Regions from separate parts of the Homo sapiens genome. Here region 2 is linked to region 1. Evidence: read pairs that join two places in POLR2A ChIA-PET (ENCODE). Cell type or tissue: A673. All regions are shown on one strand.

What was found. ChIA-PET counts read pairs that join two places held together with the same protein. Peaks named below come from ENCODE experiments on the same cell type or tissue, not always from the same donor. Only the 100,000 strongest peaks of a DNase experiment are listed, where the experiment ranks them.
Region 2: POLR2A ChIA-PET joins it to region 1 with 11 read pairs; 3 of 35 experiments call an interaction of 5 or more read pairs at or near these places.

Annotation. Positions count from the first base shown.
Region 1 is chr10:3,278,443-3,286,442 of GRCh38, forward strand. LOC107987146 (a long non-coding RNA gene) reads left to right here. Exons shown (of 2, transcript XR_001747320.2): 2 at 3,601-3,868. Among named protein-coding and RNA genes, the nearest start is that of LINC02668, 25 kb to the left of the region's middle. In A673, no CTCF peak of the experiment used is centred here; a DNase peak (open chromatin) is centred at 4,729; H3K27ac peaks cover 1,662 bases.
Region 2 is chr10:3,687,641-3,695,640 of GRCh38, forward strand. All of the region lies in intron 1 of LOC105376360 (a long non-coding RNA gene), which reads left to right. Among named protein-coding and RNA genes, the nearest start is that of KLF6, 94 kb to the right of the region's middle. In A673, no CTCF peak of the experiment used is centred here; no DNase peak of the experiment used is centred here.

The sequences.
Region 1 (8,000 bases):
ATGTTCAATTAGCATGTCATCATTTTTGATAACTCTGTGTGTGTGTGTGTGTGTCTGTGTGTGTCTGTCTGTGTGTGTGTCTGTGTGTGTGTGCAATTAAAGAAATGCAGTTATTGGTGGTTTCTTTTGTAACTGGAGGTATTTCTAAAAGGATGTTTTATTAGATATTGAGAGGGTGTTTGGAAATCCAATGGAGATGACTGGTTTAGCTTCTGGGGTGACAGATGCTAGTCCTGGACCCCTCAGTCGTGACCCTCAGAAGGAAGTCCAGGATGACTGGTTTAGCTTCCGGGGTGACTGACGCTAGTCCCAGACCCCTCAGTTGTGGCCCTCGGAAGGAAGTCCAGGATGCATAGGGGCCTTTCCACCCCCTTGAAGTTCTGAGCACTCTTACGATGGTCCAACTGCTTCCTGGATTTTTTGTTAACTTCCTGTTCTTTAAACAATCTCTTCTTTTCTTATATCTTGCCTTGTTCCAGGAGTAGTTTCCTGATAAGAAAATCTCACTGAACTGTCTCAATTTCTAGACTCCTGTTTTGTGAGACTGCTAGCTTCCTAAAATTGTGTCAGATCAGCTCCCAGGAGAGGTAAACATTATTAGCAGGTGCACTGAGACTGTTATCTGCTAACAGCATCCAGCAGGAAAATGAGACAAAAGGAAAAAGGATGTTTATTTAATTTTAGTGTAAAATTGCATAAATAAATGAAGCCATGGAGAAATTAGATATCTATAAGCAAAAGAAGAAACCTCAGCCTCACACCTTATACAAAAATTAGCTAAAAATGGATCATAGATTCAAGTATAAAACATAAAACTATACATTTAGACAATAACATAGGGCAAAATCTTCAAGACCTAGAGTTTGCAAACATGTCACCAAAACCACAGTCCATAAAAGAAATAAATCAATAAATTGGATTTCATCAAAAAAGGCTTGGCTCTTTGAAGGACCCTGTTAGCCTTAAGATCATGTGCAGAGAAGGACCCTGTTGAGAGAAGATACAGACTGGAAGAATATACTTGCAAACCACATATCTGACAAAGGATTGTTATCTAGACATGTAAAGAACACTTAAATACAACAGTAAAGCAAACAAGCCAATTAGAAAATGTGCAAAAGACATGAAGAGACATTTCACTAAAAAGGACATGTGGATGACGAAAAAGCACGTGGAAAGATGTTCAACATTACTCGCTGTTAGAGAGATGCGATGAGTTCTTATTACACACCTATTGGCTCAGCTAAATTAGAAAAGAGTAACCACACCAGACGCTGGTGAGGACATGGAGAAACAGGATCATCCACACATTGCTGGTGTGGGTATCAAAGGTGTAGGCCACTCCGGAGAACAGGCAGCTCCTTAGAAACTAAACATACACTTCCCAGTAGGACTCGGCAGCTGCTCTCCTGGCCATTTATCCAGAGAAATGAAAACTTCCGTTTGCAGAAACAACTGTGCATGGTCGCTTATGGCAGCGTTATCTGTAATAGCAAAAAAATGGAACTCTCCAAAATGCCCCTCACTCGGTGGACGGGTAGGCAAGCTGTGGCCATCCACACCCGGGAATATTACTCAGCAAAGACAGCAGCAAGCTACAGGTAGATCTCAAGGGCATTATGCTGAGTGAAAGAAGCCAACCCCGACAGGTCCCATGCTGTAGAATTCAATTCATATAACATTATCAAAATGACAAAGTGATAGTGATAGGAAACAGATTGGTGGCTGTCGTGAGCTAGAGATGGTGGAGTTGGGGAGGGGAGGAGCGTGTGACTGTAAACATGTAAGTATTCATTTTCCAGGGTTACCATAACACATGATCACAAACTGGGTGGCTTAATACAATTGGAATTTATCCTCTTACCATTCTGAAAACTAGGAGTCTGAAATCATGGCGTGGGCAGGGCCACACTCCCTCTGAAGGCCCTAGGGGGGATCCGGATCTCTCTTCCCCTCTCCCAGCTTCCAGGGTCCGCTGAGCGTCCTTGGCATCCTTGGCTCCTAAATGCATCCGTCCAGCCTCTGCGTCCATCTTCCCATGGCCTCCCCCAATGTGGACTTCTGTGCCTCTTCCCCGCTTCTCACGAGGAGACCAGTTGTTGGATTTGGAGCCCGCCCGACTCCAGTATGACCTCATCCATCTTCTCTTGATTACATCCATAAAGACCCTATTTTCAAATAAGGTCATAGTCAGCATGACTAGGGCCAAGGACTTCACTCCAACCTATTGTTTTGGGGGACACAATTCCACCAGGTAGCTCCAGGGAGATCTTAATGGTGATAAAATGTCCTGTACGTCCATCACAGAGGTGGCTGCACAGATGTGCACAGGGGGTAACATGGTACCAGGCACACCTTGTACCAGGGACAGCTTCCTGGGTTTCTGTTGTGCTATAATCATGCAGGATTCACCCACTGGGAGAAACTGTATAAAGGAGACAAAGGACATCTCTGTAGTAGCTTTTCAACTTCGTATGAATCTATAAATATTTTAAAATACAAATTTTAAAAAGCAAACAAAAATATCTCACTTCTACGTTCCCCCTCTTGCCTGCATCCACAGGTCAAAGTAAGTCACATAATCTCTGCTGTGTGGGAGACACACACACCCCACAAACAAACACAGCCCACATCTATGTCATTTGCAGGCTGACTTGAGTTTTAAAACAGTTCTGGGCACGAATGTGTGGTTTTCTCTGTAGGAGCAGACAGGGCTTTCTTCCAGCCAGAAAATTCACAGTTCAATTGAGGAAATGATGAACATCAATTGAAAAACAATTCCAAAATACTTCACAAAATTGCCTTTCATGGTTTTTCACTTGCTTATTTCTTTTTACACTTGGCCAGTGGGTCAGACCCCATTTCCCCGAGTGATCAAGAATAACCGAATGAGCTGAATCTTTGAGAACAATTAGAGTCCTAGAGTCCTGTCAACTCTGCTAGGAAACACGTAGTTCTTGGTGAGTCCAGTGTCTTTCAGTGAAATTTGGTTTTCCTTCAAAGCCATCCACATGTATTGTGTTTAGAAGCCTGAAGGAAAGGCTGGGGGATTTGGCATCCATGTGCTCACCACAATAGTTTATCGTGTCAGCTTATTTTTGATGTGGATTTTGTTTTGAAGTGCCTTGGAGCTATTGATTCATTTTGGAAAGAAAACAAAATAACCAACACATTTATATTCCATTTTGTTTACTAATATGTTAAGGCAGTCGCTTTTACTGTAGACCTAACAGAAACTCTTTTAAAACCTCATCATGTGGAAATTAAAAATATGGCTTTAGCAATAAACATAAATGCAGAACAGCTTCATTGAAACATCTCTGAACCTGCTGGCTACCTTGGCTGTTGGGGTTGGATGGCATGCAAAGTGACATATTTATTTCCTGTCTCACTATTGATGACTGTTGCATAGGATACATACTTTATTCTTTGTTAATGTCAGACACTCAGGCTAAAGGGTTGAGACCTTAATAGGTAGTCTTTCTGAGCTCTGATGTTTCGACTGTGCAAGCCAAACTCACAATGTGGAAAATGGAACATTTTATGAAGTTCATACATTTTCAAAATTGCTCCTACAATGATGCCTTTGTTTTGTGTTAGGACTGGAAAGATGGCTCCTATCTATTCCAAATAACTCCAATATCGCCTCAAGTGAAGAGGAAAGCCTCATATTTCAAGGCCACTGACTGGAACCCATTCACATGCCACAGGGAGACGGATGCCGTTGTTTTTTTTACGGCAAAGGAAACAGTGATGTATTGGAGTCTCATCACCCCGTCTCTCCATCATCACAAGCCAGTCTGGCTTGTGTAGCACGATTAAAATGTTATGTCTCCCAGTGAGCTAGTAAATATCAACACTTTCTCTCTTTCTGTATGTGTGTCCCTTTTTAGTGGATAAAGCCATTTGTTGACAAAAGTATGGACATTCTTATGGGATTGTTTTTGGAAAAGGATAACATGTAATTTCAAATTCAACATATGGTAGTGGTCAAATTGTGTTCCTACTGTGGAAAATGCTTGAATAATAACCTACTGCATTCTCTTGGCCAGTACACAGAGCACAACTTGATGAATTTCACCAGTTTCCCTTCATCTCCTCCTTTGGCTCCCATCCCATTCTGCAAGAGCTGATAAATCTCATATCCCCTGAAGATTATTACAGTTCCTAATAGTCTTATGACATCAGAAGGAAGCCAGGCTCAGTGGCACAAAATACATCTAACAAATGAAATCACATAAATAATTTAGTTTTCACAATTTAATTTTTATAGTTTTTCTTTTGTTGTGGTTGCTGCTATTATTTATGGGGCATAATAAGGACTGTAGGTTTACGCTGCAGTTAAAAAATGGGGAACATTTTAACCTCAAACATGTCAATGTTGTTACTACCCTTCACTGTTGACCATGCTCAGCTATTCAATTTCAGCCTAAGGTTGTACATGTGTTCATAAATTATACCATCAGAGAGGCAAATGCAGAAAGAAAAAAATTAGCTTATTTTCTTATAACAAATATTTTTCTCTCTTTAAAAATGAGCCTGGGGCCAATTTTATGCATCTGTGTTTCAAAGTAACCTGCATCAACTTGGGATCATCAGTAACTATCTCTCCAGAATCCTATGGCTCTTAAGAACAGCAACATATCTATTAAGCCCCCTGCATGCCAGGGCCTCTGCTCAGCGCTGGGGTGGATGTCAGGCAATTATGATGCATGCCCTTGTTCTCAAAGAGTTAACCCTTCATCAACACACACCCATTCAGTAGGTAATTGAGAAAGCAACACAGAAAGTCTATTTGACACTATGGATGTAAAGATTGGCCTGGGATTTGTTTTATAATAGCTTTAAATTATTTCCTTCCTTCCTTCCTTCCTTCCTTTCTTCCTTCCTTCCTTCCTTCTTTCCTTCCTCCTTTCCTCTCCTTTCCTCCCTCCTTTCCTCTCCTTTCCTCCCTCCTTTCCTCTCCTTTCCTCTTTCTTTCTTTCTTTCCTTCCTTCCTTCCTTCTTTCCTTCTTTCTTTCTTTTTTGACAAGGTCTGGCTTTGTAGCCCAGGCTGAAGTGCAGTGGCACAATCATAGCTAACTGCAGCCTTGATATCCTGCGCTCAAGTGATCCTCCTGCCTCAGCCTCCTGAGTAGCTGGGACCACAGGTACACATCACCATATCTGGCTAATTTTGTATTTTTAAATTTTTTTTTCATAGAGAATGAGGTCTTGTTATGTTGCCCAGGCTGGTCTTGAACTCCCGGCCTCAAGCCATCCACCCACCTCAGCCTCTCGAACATTGGGATCACAGGCATGAGCCACCACACAGGAACCCAAATAAAAATATTTGTGGTAGCCAGGTGTGCTGGTGCGTGCCTGTAATCCCAGCTACTCCGGAGTTGCTTGAACCCAGGAGGCGGAGTTTGCAGTGAACCGAGATTGTGCCACTGCACTCCAGCCTTGGTGACAGAGTGAGACTCTGTCTCAAAAAAAAAAAAAAAAAATTGTGGTGAGCATTACATAAAATGTTAGATTTACAATGTAATTAATGGAGATGTCATACTTAAAGTTATGTTGGGACAAGTCTGCTGTGTCACCATAATTTCTCAAACCTTAGTTGATTGAAACCAGGTCTAAAAGCTTAAACAAATCCTAACGCTTAGTTCTTCTTATAGAGAGATCTGAATTGCTTTTCCTCGAACATCTTGTGGTAGGGGCAATGCTAGTCCCTGGGAGTACAAGGCAGAGCCCAGCATACCCTTAGTAGGGTCCAGTCTTCCTAAGAATGGCGGGGAAGGGGACGTGAAGGGCACTGACATTCACTGAATGCCTGGCAAACCTCTGGAGACAGATATCAGTCGTCTTGCCTTTCACGCACACACGGAATCTCCCAAACTTAAAGAACTCAAGCAAGAGTTCATCGAGTCTCTTGAGTATGTGGGTGGGTGGACAGTGGTCCTTCTGCCGGCCTTGCGTGTTGGGGCCCCAGCAGGGGTCCCTCAGTTCTTCTCCGCATGTCCCCGTTCCTCTGACAGACCAGATAGCTTTTTCTACATGGCTCTGAGGGCCCCAAGAGAGTAAATACTTGCTGGATCTCTTATGGGCTTGGCCCAAAATTGGCATAGGACAACCTCTACTGCCTCCATTGGTCAAACCAAATCACCAAGTGAGCCGGGGTTCAAGGCGGGGAAACAGACTCCACCGCCGGTGGAAAGAGGGGTGTTCAGGTGCTGGAGGGGGTTGTTGGTGCCATCGTTGCAGACCTACTCACATCTGCCTCCATAGCACCCGTGCGTCTTCACAGCAATCATCTAAAGAAAGGGGTTTAGTTATTTTTATTTTTGGTCTATTTTTTAGATGAGAAAACTGAGGATTAGAGATATAAAGAAATAATTACCTGAAGTTCTCTAAACATTGGTGGGAGTATTTGTTAAAAATCAATGGGCTTCGGATAAGACAGACTGGCAATGAAATGCCTTTCCCATTTACTGCCTAGAAAACTGAGGGCAGTATATTTATCTTTTCTATAGAGTAAGGATAATGCCTATCTCGGAGCTGAGCAGGAAGGTGTACGTGAGCTGCTCAGCCTGGGGCCTGTAAGTAGCCAGTCCTCAGGGTTCACATATGACTGAAGAACGCTGAGTTGGTGGCCAAGAGCTGTGACTTCCAGTCTCAGTCAGTTACTACTTGACTGTTAAAATGTGAAGAAATAATTTGAAGTCCCTAAAATAAATGTTTTAATTTATAAAAATGGGCTGGGTGCAGCGGCTTACACCTGTAATCCCAGCACTTTGGAAGGCTGAGGCAGGTGGATTACCTGAGGTCAGGAGTTCAAGACCAGCCTGACCAACGTGGTGAAACCCCCTCTCTACTAAAATTACAAAAATTAGCTAGGTGTGGTGGCACGTGCCTGTAATCCCAGCTACTTGGTAGGATGAGGCAGGAGAATCGCTGAACCCAGGAGGCAGAGGCTGCAGTGCGGTGAGATTGTGCCATTGCACTCCAGACTGGGCAACAAGAGCGAAACTCCATCTCAAAAAAAAAAAAAATATACAAATGAAAATATTTGATGACCTTCAAGATTCCTTCCTTGAACAGGTTTTTAAAATCAGTTCTATTTGCAAATTTATAAACAACCAGGTTACCATGGTAATTAAAATCAGAGTGGAAAAGAGAGATGAAAATTAGCATAGTGTGTAAAGAACTATTGCCAAGTCGAAACGACAGAAAATAATGTTTCAATAGATATATGGGAAAATTGTCAAGAATTGTCATAATAGACAATTAATGAAAGAATTGCAAGTGGTCAGACCTCCAGTGGAAACATACCTAACCTCAATAATAATCAAAGATATTCAAATATAAACAAAGATGAGCTATTAATATTCATTTGTTAAATTGTTAAATGTGGCTGGGTGTGCTGGCTTACATCTGTAATCCCAGAATTTTGGGAGACTGAGGCAAGAGGATTTCTTATTTATTTATTTTTTTTTAAGACAGAGTCTCCCTCTGTCTCCCAGGCTGGAGTGCAGTGGCGTGATTTCTGCTCACTGCAAGCTCCGCCTCCTGGGTTCACGCCATTCTCCTGCCTCAGCCTCCCGAGTAGCTGGGACTACAGGTGTCTGCCACCACTCCCGGCTAATTTTTTTTGTATTTTTAGTAGAGACGGGGTTTCACCATGTTAGCCAGGATGGTCTTGATCTGCTGACCTCGTGATCTGCCCTCCTTGGCTTCCCAAAGTGCTGGGATTACAGGCGTGAGCCACCATGCCCAGCCAGATTTCTTAAGGCTAGAGTTCGAGACTAGTCTGTGCAACATAGAAAGATCCTTTCACTACAAAAAAAATACAAAAATTAGGCAGGTGTGGTGGGACACACCTGCAGTCCCAGCCACGTGTTAGGCTGAGGCAGGAGTAGTGCTTGAGTCCAGGACATGATATGAGCTCTGATTGCCACTACACTCCAGCCGGGGCAACAAGGCGAGACGCTGTCTCTAAAAACAATGTTGGTGGTATA
Region 2 (8,000 bases), 410 kb after region 1:
AAAAAAGAAAAAGAGATGATCAGAGTACACATGTTGTCCTCAGCTATTTTAAGCGGTGTTATCTAGAAGAGGGAGAAGACGTGCTGTGGAGCCCCCAGTCATGTGTAGTAACATCACTAGAGTGATTCAGGTAAGACCTGGTGACAGGGAGTGTTGCCAAGGAAGAGATGCCTTCTCAGGGCAGCATTAAGGGCTAAACAGCTCTAAAGTATTTTGAAATTGACCAGCCTGACTCAATAATTTGAGCTGAGAATTCCACTGTGATGCTTCATGCTAACAATATCATCTACAAGGATGGCTTACCAAGAAAACTCAAACTCACTCCGCAGGGGTGAAGATGGGGGAGGAAGAGGTTAAAGGCCAAGTGAGAAAAGATTGAATTTTGAACAGTTTTCTGAAATGCTGCCATTGATTTATTAGTTATATCTGGGAGTAATTTACATCCAACCCAATTTCCCCATGGCTTAAAGCCACTCAAGAAAGTTCACATACCTGTTACACAAACTGTTGCATTCTAAAGTCATAGGCGATGCTTGTTGAGAAGTCCACAGAAGTGATAGCAACTACATAAAATAATGTCCACCAGAGAGTTGAATTTTTAAGAAATAAAATTTTGAATGAATAGACTTCTATAGAGTTTGGATAAAAGTCTCAAGAATTGGGTGAATTTATTGGCTATCAGCTCCCTGCAATAACCTCAAAATATCTTAATTATGAAAATGTGATGAATCTTATTATTTCAGTGGGTGATAAGACATTCAGAATTATTTCCATAAAAATAAGAATTATGGCAGCAAAACATTTATTCAATTGTTCTGGCTTACTACATGGTAGGCTAGTGGCTAAGATTTGTAACAGATACAACAAATACCAATAACTTTTTAGAAAAATAAAGATTTAATAGATGTGTTTTGTAAACAGTATGTAAGTAGATGTAGAAGATATGCTGTCTGATGTGAGAAGGAGCTGAAGGATCATTGAAGGCCGCCTCCTGTGTTGGCCCCACTTTATTAATGAATGTACTGAGACTGGGGCTCCATTGACTTTCCTGAGGTCACATAACTGATAAATGATCAAACAGTTGTAGGACCAGTTTCCAACAACACCGATCTTCGACATAAAAATCCTGAATTTTGGGATGGCGGAGTTGTTCTTCAAACTCAGCCTGTCTTCTCTATTTCTGTTCTGACTGTCTTAGTAATAATAGTAGATACAACTTATATGGTGCTGTCCTAGAATGCTAGGGTTGCCAAAACAAAATGGCTCAACCTGGGTGGCTCAAACAATAGAAACTTAGTGTGTCACAGTCTGGAAGCTAGAAGTCCATGCTCAAGATGCTGTCAGAGTTAGTATCTGGTAGGGCCTCTTCCTTTGGGTTGCAGACAGCCACCTTCTCCCTGTGAATTCAAAAGGCCATTTGCCTGTGTGCAAGGAGAGAGAGAGAGACAGAGAGATCTCCGATGTCTCTTTCTCTTCTTATAAGAGTACTTGTTCTATCAGATTATGGCCCCACCTTACGGCTCAATTAACCTTAATTACCTCCCTAAATTACCTAACTCCAGTTACATTGGGGTTTAGGGCTTCTCACATATAAATTTTGGAAGTGACACAATTCAGTATATAAAAAGCACCTGGTGTTTCAGACACTGATTAGTGGGTTTTTTTTTTTTTAATTTACTAACTTACATACTGCTAAGCAAATTACAAATTAATTTATGAAATTGATAGTTAATTAATAAATTACTAATTGAATTATGACAATATCTATTGTTATCCCCACTTACAGGTGAGAAAACGGAGGCATAGAGCATTCTAATAACTTGTTTATGGTCTTGTGGAGGGTTGAGCCAGGTTTTGGGTCGTCATATCAGTCCAGTCCGGAGTCCAGGTGTGCTCACCCCCTGCCTATCTGACCTCTCTTTACCCCTCTTTTGTGGTGTGGTCTATCACAACAGATCCTAGGGCTCGGCCTATTCGGCAGACTCCAGAGGAAGTTAGTTTCCTAACGTGAGCTCTCACGGGGTGAATCCATCTGTTCGTGGCCCCATTTTCACAACACGGTAGAATGAATGGTAGGCCCACATTCCAGCTCCATCAGCCTGCCTAGCAACCCTTGCCCATCATCCACAAGGCTGCCCCGTCCACAAGGCAAGCTCCCGCCAGGTCCTCTCCAGCCCCAGCCCCATTTCTGAACGTGGATCATTCTCCAAACATCCCGCACGCTGCTCCCCCAGTCCGCACATCCTCCTCTCCCTTCTTTTCCAGGCGTGGTGTCTCCCTTCCTTGACAGATTTTATCAAGATTCAGGGAGCACAAACCACACTGTCTTTGCTGTGCCCACCCACTGCTCTCTCCATACTTGCTCGGAATATCTGATGCACTGCACCTTTATGACTCATTTACATCTTATTCATCATCTTTTCAACTTTAGACAGAGACTTCCTGGAGGGCAAAGGCTGTGTGAATGTTATTTTTGAATGCCTAGTTCCCAAATTCAAGCTGGAATATACTTGACCGTCAATATTTGTTGAATGAATGGTTGCCCAAGTGTTATGGTCTGTGTTGAATGCATTTTTTTTGTAGCTAACATGAGGAAAGCCAATTGGAATTCAATTTTGTTGACATCTTCCTATTAGCCAGAAGCAGGAATAGAATCCATCTCTGTTGAGGTCCCTGAGGGCAAGGCAAGTAGCTCCTCTTGACGTGTGTCACTGGATAAACAGAACTCTAGTAAAGAGTTTGCTCATTTTTAAAAGTGAGAAGAGTTGCTCAGTTGTTCTAAAAATATTGTGTCCTTATTACCATTGCCTTTGGAATATATTTGTTCTGTTATTTATCTCAGAAATAATTCTACCTCTAGAATACATGCAACACAGTTCTATAGCAGAAGTAATAATACACAATTGCAGGGTCACGTTCATGTATAGAAAACCGAAATCTGTATCTATGGCATGCAATTGATGAATGTCCTCTCCACATGAATTTTATTGGCAAATAGTAATAATTGATAGCTGGGCAGTTCTCTACTTTTCCAAGCATTCTCATCTTTTTTTTTTTTTTTTATTCTCAGAGAAATATGTGAGGTCTTTGGGCAGGTGGGGCTTTGTTCTTCCATTCTACCTGTAAAGAAGCCAGGACTGAAGGAGCTTTTTACAGATCATGGAGCCAGTCTTGGATTAAAGAGCTTTACAGATCATGGAGCCAGTCTGGGAACCTCAGTGAGACTTTGCTTCCTCTACACAAAGCTTCCCTCATTCATGTAAAGCAAATCATAGAATTTCCCTTGCTTTAGAAATATATTAAGCTCTTAAAGATAAAATTCATATACAGAAAATGCATAATTTCAAAATGATTAGAAAATAAATGGCTATATTGATAAAGATGTGAAACAAAGTAATACTCTTGTTCAGAAAATTGACACCAAAAATTTAGTTTCTATTAGATAAAGTAATGGGTGAGAATAATAATTTTGAACTTGTTTTTACCATCATTTAAAGAGGATCCAAAATGTTGGTCAGCAATGCCTTCATTCACTCATTTATGCAACTTTGTCGTGCTATGAGCAATGGCACTTTACACATGGAAAATGCACTTGTTTCATGTATTTAAAAACCTCCCTGTACACCAAGGTGTAGCAAATATCACATGTGTAATCCATGAGGCAAGACAAAGATGAGCAGGCCGTGTAATTTGCAAAGAAAGTCAGGCTTGGTTTGTGTGCCTGATTTAAATGAATTCTAGAGAAAGGAAATCGCTCTTAGGCAGAGGAGAAGGCAGGGTGCTAATGAATAAAATGCTGGGCATCAACTTTCTTGCCTGTTGACACCATCGTCTTTTTGCCTAATGATCTCTCCCACTACCAGACCACGAACTTGGAACCCAGCAAATGTAGTAACTCTAGCGGACCATGCTGTGCCTGGCAGTCATAGAAGGCACTCGATGAATGCTTGTTAGTGAGATGGCTCATCTTACGATTGACATGAACACACCACAGAAATCCTAGCATGTGTGTGTCCTGGAAGGAGAAGAAGAAAATGGCCTCTGTGGACAGCTCCCTGCAGTCCAAAGCTACAGGTGCTTGGTGTGTTGCTTCAGTTCAACTCTGAACAGCTCCACGAGGACAGGATGAACCTCGAGGAGGCATGAACTGCAAGAGAGGCATGAATCGCCGTGGAGCAGATTGTGGCAAGTCTGTGTTGGAGCTCAAAACTCCTCATGCTGGAGTTATGATGCATCTCTTGCAGGCCACACATGCCTCCACTCTGGACTTGGTGCTGACAGCCACAGAGACCAGGGCTTATGCTCTTAGGACCATGGGGGAGGCTGCCCTTGCCCTCCAGGGAGACAGATATCGTGTGTTGTTTTCCCAGAGTAGAAAGAAGTGGCAACAAAATACTGAGGTCAACTTGATAATCTCACCATTCTGGTTGACAAAGATGAAAATGCAGAATTTTCAGAGTTCATCAGCAATACATTACTTTTCCTCCAAACTCACATATTTTGTCTACAATCAAAAATTAAGAGTTAGGTGATTTTCTGAAGTAGTTGTCTGCACAATCAGAACGACAGCTCAAAAGCTCTTCGTGCCTCAATCCTAAATTACTTAAATAAATGCTTTGACCTTTCATGGCCCGAGGCAGACCCAGCCTAATGGAAGCTTGAAGCAGGCTTCCTCTGGTCAGTGCTCACTTTCCTTTTTATTTTTTTTAAGTCAGGTATTTGGCCCAAGTAGCCTGTGTTTTTGTGTCTGGGGTGATGTTTTAAATAATTAGTAAAGCTTATTTTCATTTGAGAAGACAGCAAATAGATGAGGGGCAAGGAAATGAAATGTGGCCAACTCTTAGTCACTCAGCCCGCTCGGCTGCAAGAAGATTAAAGCCTGGCTGGGAAGGCTTTTCGAGGTCAGAATACTCTGCAGAGAGGCTTCAATGTTTCCTTAAAACTGAAGATAAATATTCACAAGAGGCAAAGGTGATAAGAAATGTCACAGCAACCTTTGTCTTCAAGGGAGTTGCAACACAAGCCAGAGAGAACAATAATTCTCTCAAATGAGGAATCAAAAGGCTTCGTGTCTCTCTTAAAAAGCAGCTTTCTGAACAACAGAAATTTTAGCTCCAAAGAGGCTCTGACAGATTAGAATACTCTTGGCTTATCCATGAGTGATAGAGCCTACAGACTGTGACTAAGAAGGGCTTCCGTAGATAAATATCTCTCAAGAGGTCGTTATTATCTCAAACCACTGAATTTATCCTTGTGATTTTCATTCTTAAAATCATCCACAAAAGGCAGTTTACCCATTGCAATGGCAAATTTGAGTGACTAGAAATCTGATTATCTTTGCGACCTCTAAGCCATATGTAAGAAACTCATCACATTTCTCAGATACTTATTTTATTATTAAAGTCATAGTGTTTAAAGAAGTCTTCGGGCAATTTTAGTTAGAAGCATTAGGAATGAAATCCTTCCCTTTAATAATATTTTCAATGTAACAGGCTTACTGAAAGCCAGTTAATATGAAGCGCTAGACCTCACTCACACCGCCTCCCTTTAGTCACATTCTGCTTAGCATTCCACAGTGCCTCTTAGAGGGCTGGAGGAATTCTGACCTTCCAACAGATAGGGACTCACAGAGCTAAACCCATCCAAAGAGCTAACATCTCAAAAACCTGCTGCTCACAAGATTAGTCTCTGGCTCATGGGAGGATTTTCTCTTTTCTCCAGGAATCACCCACATTTTCTTGCTGCACGGCAGGTGGTTGCACCTGCTGCGTGCTGGGGTTGTGCTTCAGGAGGTCTGTGTGGTCACCCCTTGTCACAGGCAATGGACAGTGCTGGTCTCTGCTTGCCTGCCTCTGTGCCATCCTGCCTGGCAAGCCAGGTCCCTCTGAGGACACCATGTGTATGCCTGGCACGTGCTCCCTTCCCCGTTTCCTGTGAGCGATCCCGAAGCCCTCGCTGGCACTCTACCTTCCATAGAGGCAGCACACCCTATTGAGTATGGGGTGGCACCGGGCAGAGTGATTGCTGGTTGTGGACACCCTCCTTGGTGTGGGTCAGATGTCTTCATCCAGAACTCATTTAATAGGGTACCCTGTGGCTACTGAAGCTTTAGTTATCAGAAAACTGGTTATCCCACTGATAGGTGTCTTACACAGCAACATATTTGTCTGTCTATATAAAGAGAACAGAAAATTTAAAACACAAGTGGCAGCTTTCAGGAAAAGAGCCCAACTTGCCCCATCTGGTTTTTGGTTTTGTTTTTTAAACAGGATAGATTGGGTATTCTAGCCCTTTGAATTCATTCTTGATTTAATCTTCTTTTCACTTTTGTCTTCGTTTTCACAAATGGATATGCAGACAAGATTAGCCTGCTTTCTTAGAAGTTTCTAAGCAACTTGAGATGAATTAAAATACTACAGCCAGCCTCATGCACTCAAACCAACTTCCAGGACTTACTGCTGAATCTGCCTTAAAACTTCCTGTAATAATACGGCATTTCTTATGAAGTTTGGATCAGTGATGCCCACATTTGATTGCTAATTACAATACCTGGGGGCTTTTTTTAAATGTAGATTAATGGATGCCACTCTTGGATTTCCAATTCAATAAAATATTCGTATTTTTCTTATCGCTTAGAGAAAGGGTATAATCCCTGCAAAGGTGTTCACTAGTTAGGCTCTCCTAGAAAGAATTTACTTCATTCAAGGAAACATCTTCTTTTCTCTTTTCCTTCCTATCTTTTCCTCTATTTTTTTCTTTTTAAATATACATTTGTAAAATGCAGGTGATGTTGGAAGAAAATAAAGGACAACTTATTGCTGGTGTTTATATGAGTTTTCTCTTAAATCTATCCAATAGTTTTTTGAGATAAGCAAGATAAAGACATAACAATGGATAAGAAAACAGAAGCTCAGAGAAGTTCAATAATCACCAAAGTCACACAGCTAATGACTGGCCAAACCAAGATTCAAGACCAGGCCTGGATGATTTTTAGGGTCCTCAGTCTTTCTGCTCTGTTAAGTTGCTTCAAATATGAAGAAATTCTGAAATATTATTTAGTATTAAAATGTGATTGCTATTAGCATTTTTGATCTCATCTTTCCAATTTTTTTTTCTAAGTGTGGCCTTTTCTGTATTACATATATGATTTATAACCTGTTCACTTACTGGCATGCCCATAAACCAGATTTCCTTGTTAGGGAACCATCCTATGCTTACACAACCATTGTTGTACAATAGTCCTTGAATATTATACACAGGTTAACATGTTCTTTAAGTACTCCTAAATTGCTGGGAATTGGGTAAATTTTAGTTATCCGCTTTGAAAAGCCAGTATGCCTCTGCTGAAATCAGCTGGATTTTATTCTAGGCTGTAGAATGCTCCATGCCATGTTTCTCTTGTTTTGTCACCAGCCAGGGCTGGCTCTTCTCATGTGAATGGCATAAGTGCAAGTGGCTGGATCCAACCATGTAAGCATGCGTGGAGCCTCTACGAGTGTCCATCCTCTAGCCTTTCACTGGCCAGAGCAAGCTGTCAGCCAAATGCAAAGTTGGTAAAAAGAGGTTACCGTCTCTGTGTACACTACCAGGAGACACTGCATATTGTATAACCTCCCATCCAGAGGAAGTGGTGCTTGGAAGCTGTGATTGTCTACAAAGCATGTTTAGAGTGGGAAGGTGATCAGAGTAGAATGCACACTTAGGAGCAGGAGTAAGAGTCAAGCTGAAACTAATGTTGGATTAAGTTGATAATAATGAAGAACCAGAAAAGTAGAGAGATTCCGGAGCTATTTATGAAGTGTATCAATCAGTGTCCTGGCAGAAAACAGAAAGTACCCACAGTACGGTAAGGAGGATAATATCAGAGCTATTATCTAATATCCCCTAGAGAAACTGAATAAGAAGAATGTTGACAATGGTTTAGGAACTGTTGAAAGAGCCAACAGGGGTAGGGAAGCACCAAAGACAAGCACTAGACTTCATGACCCCTTAGCCTGTTG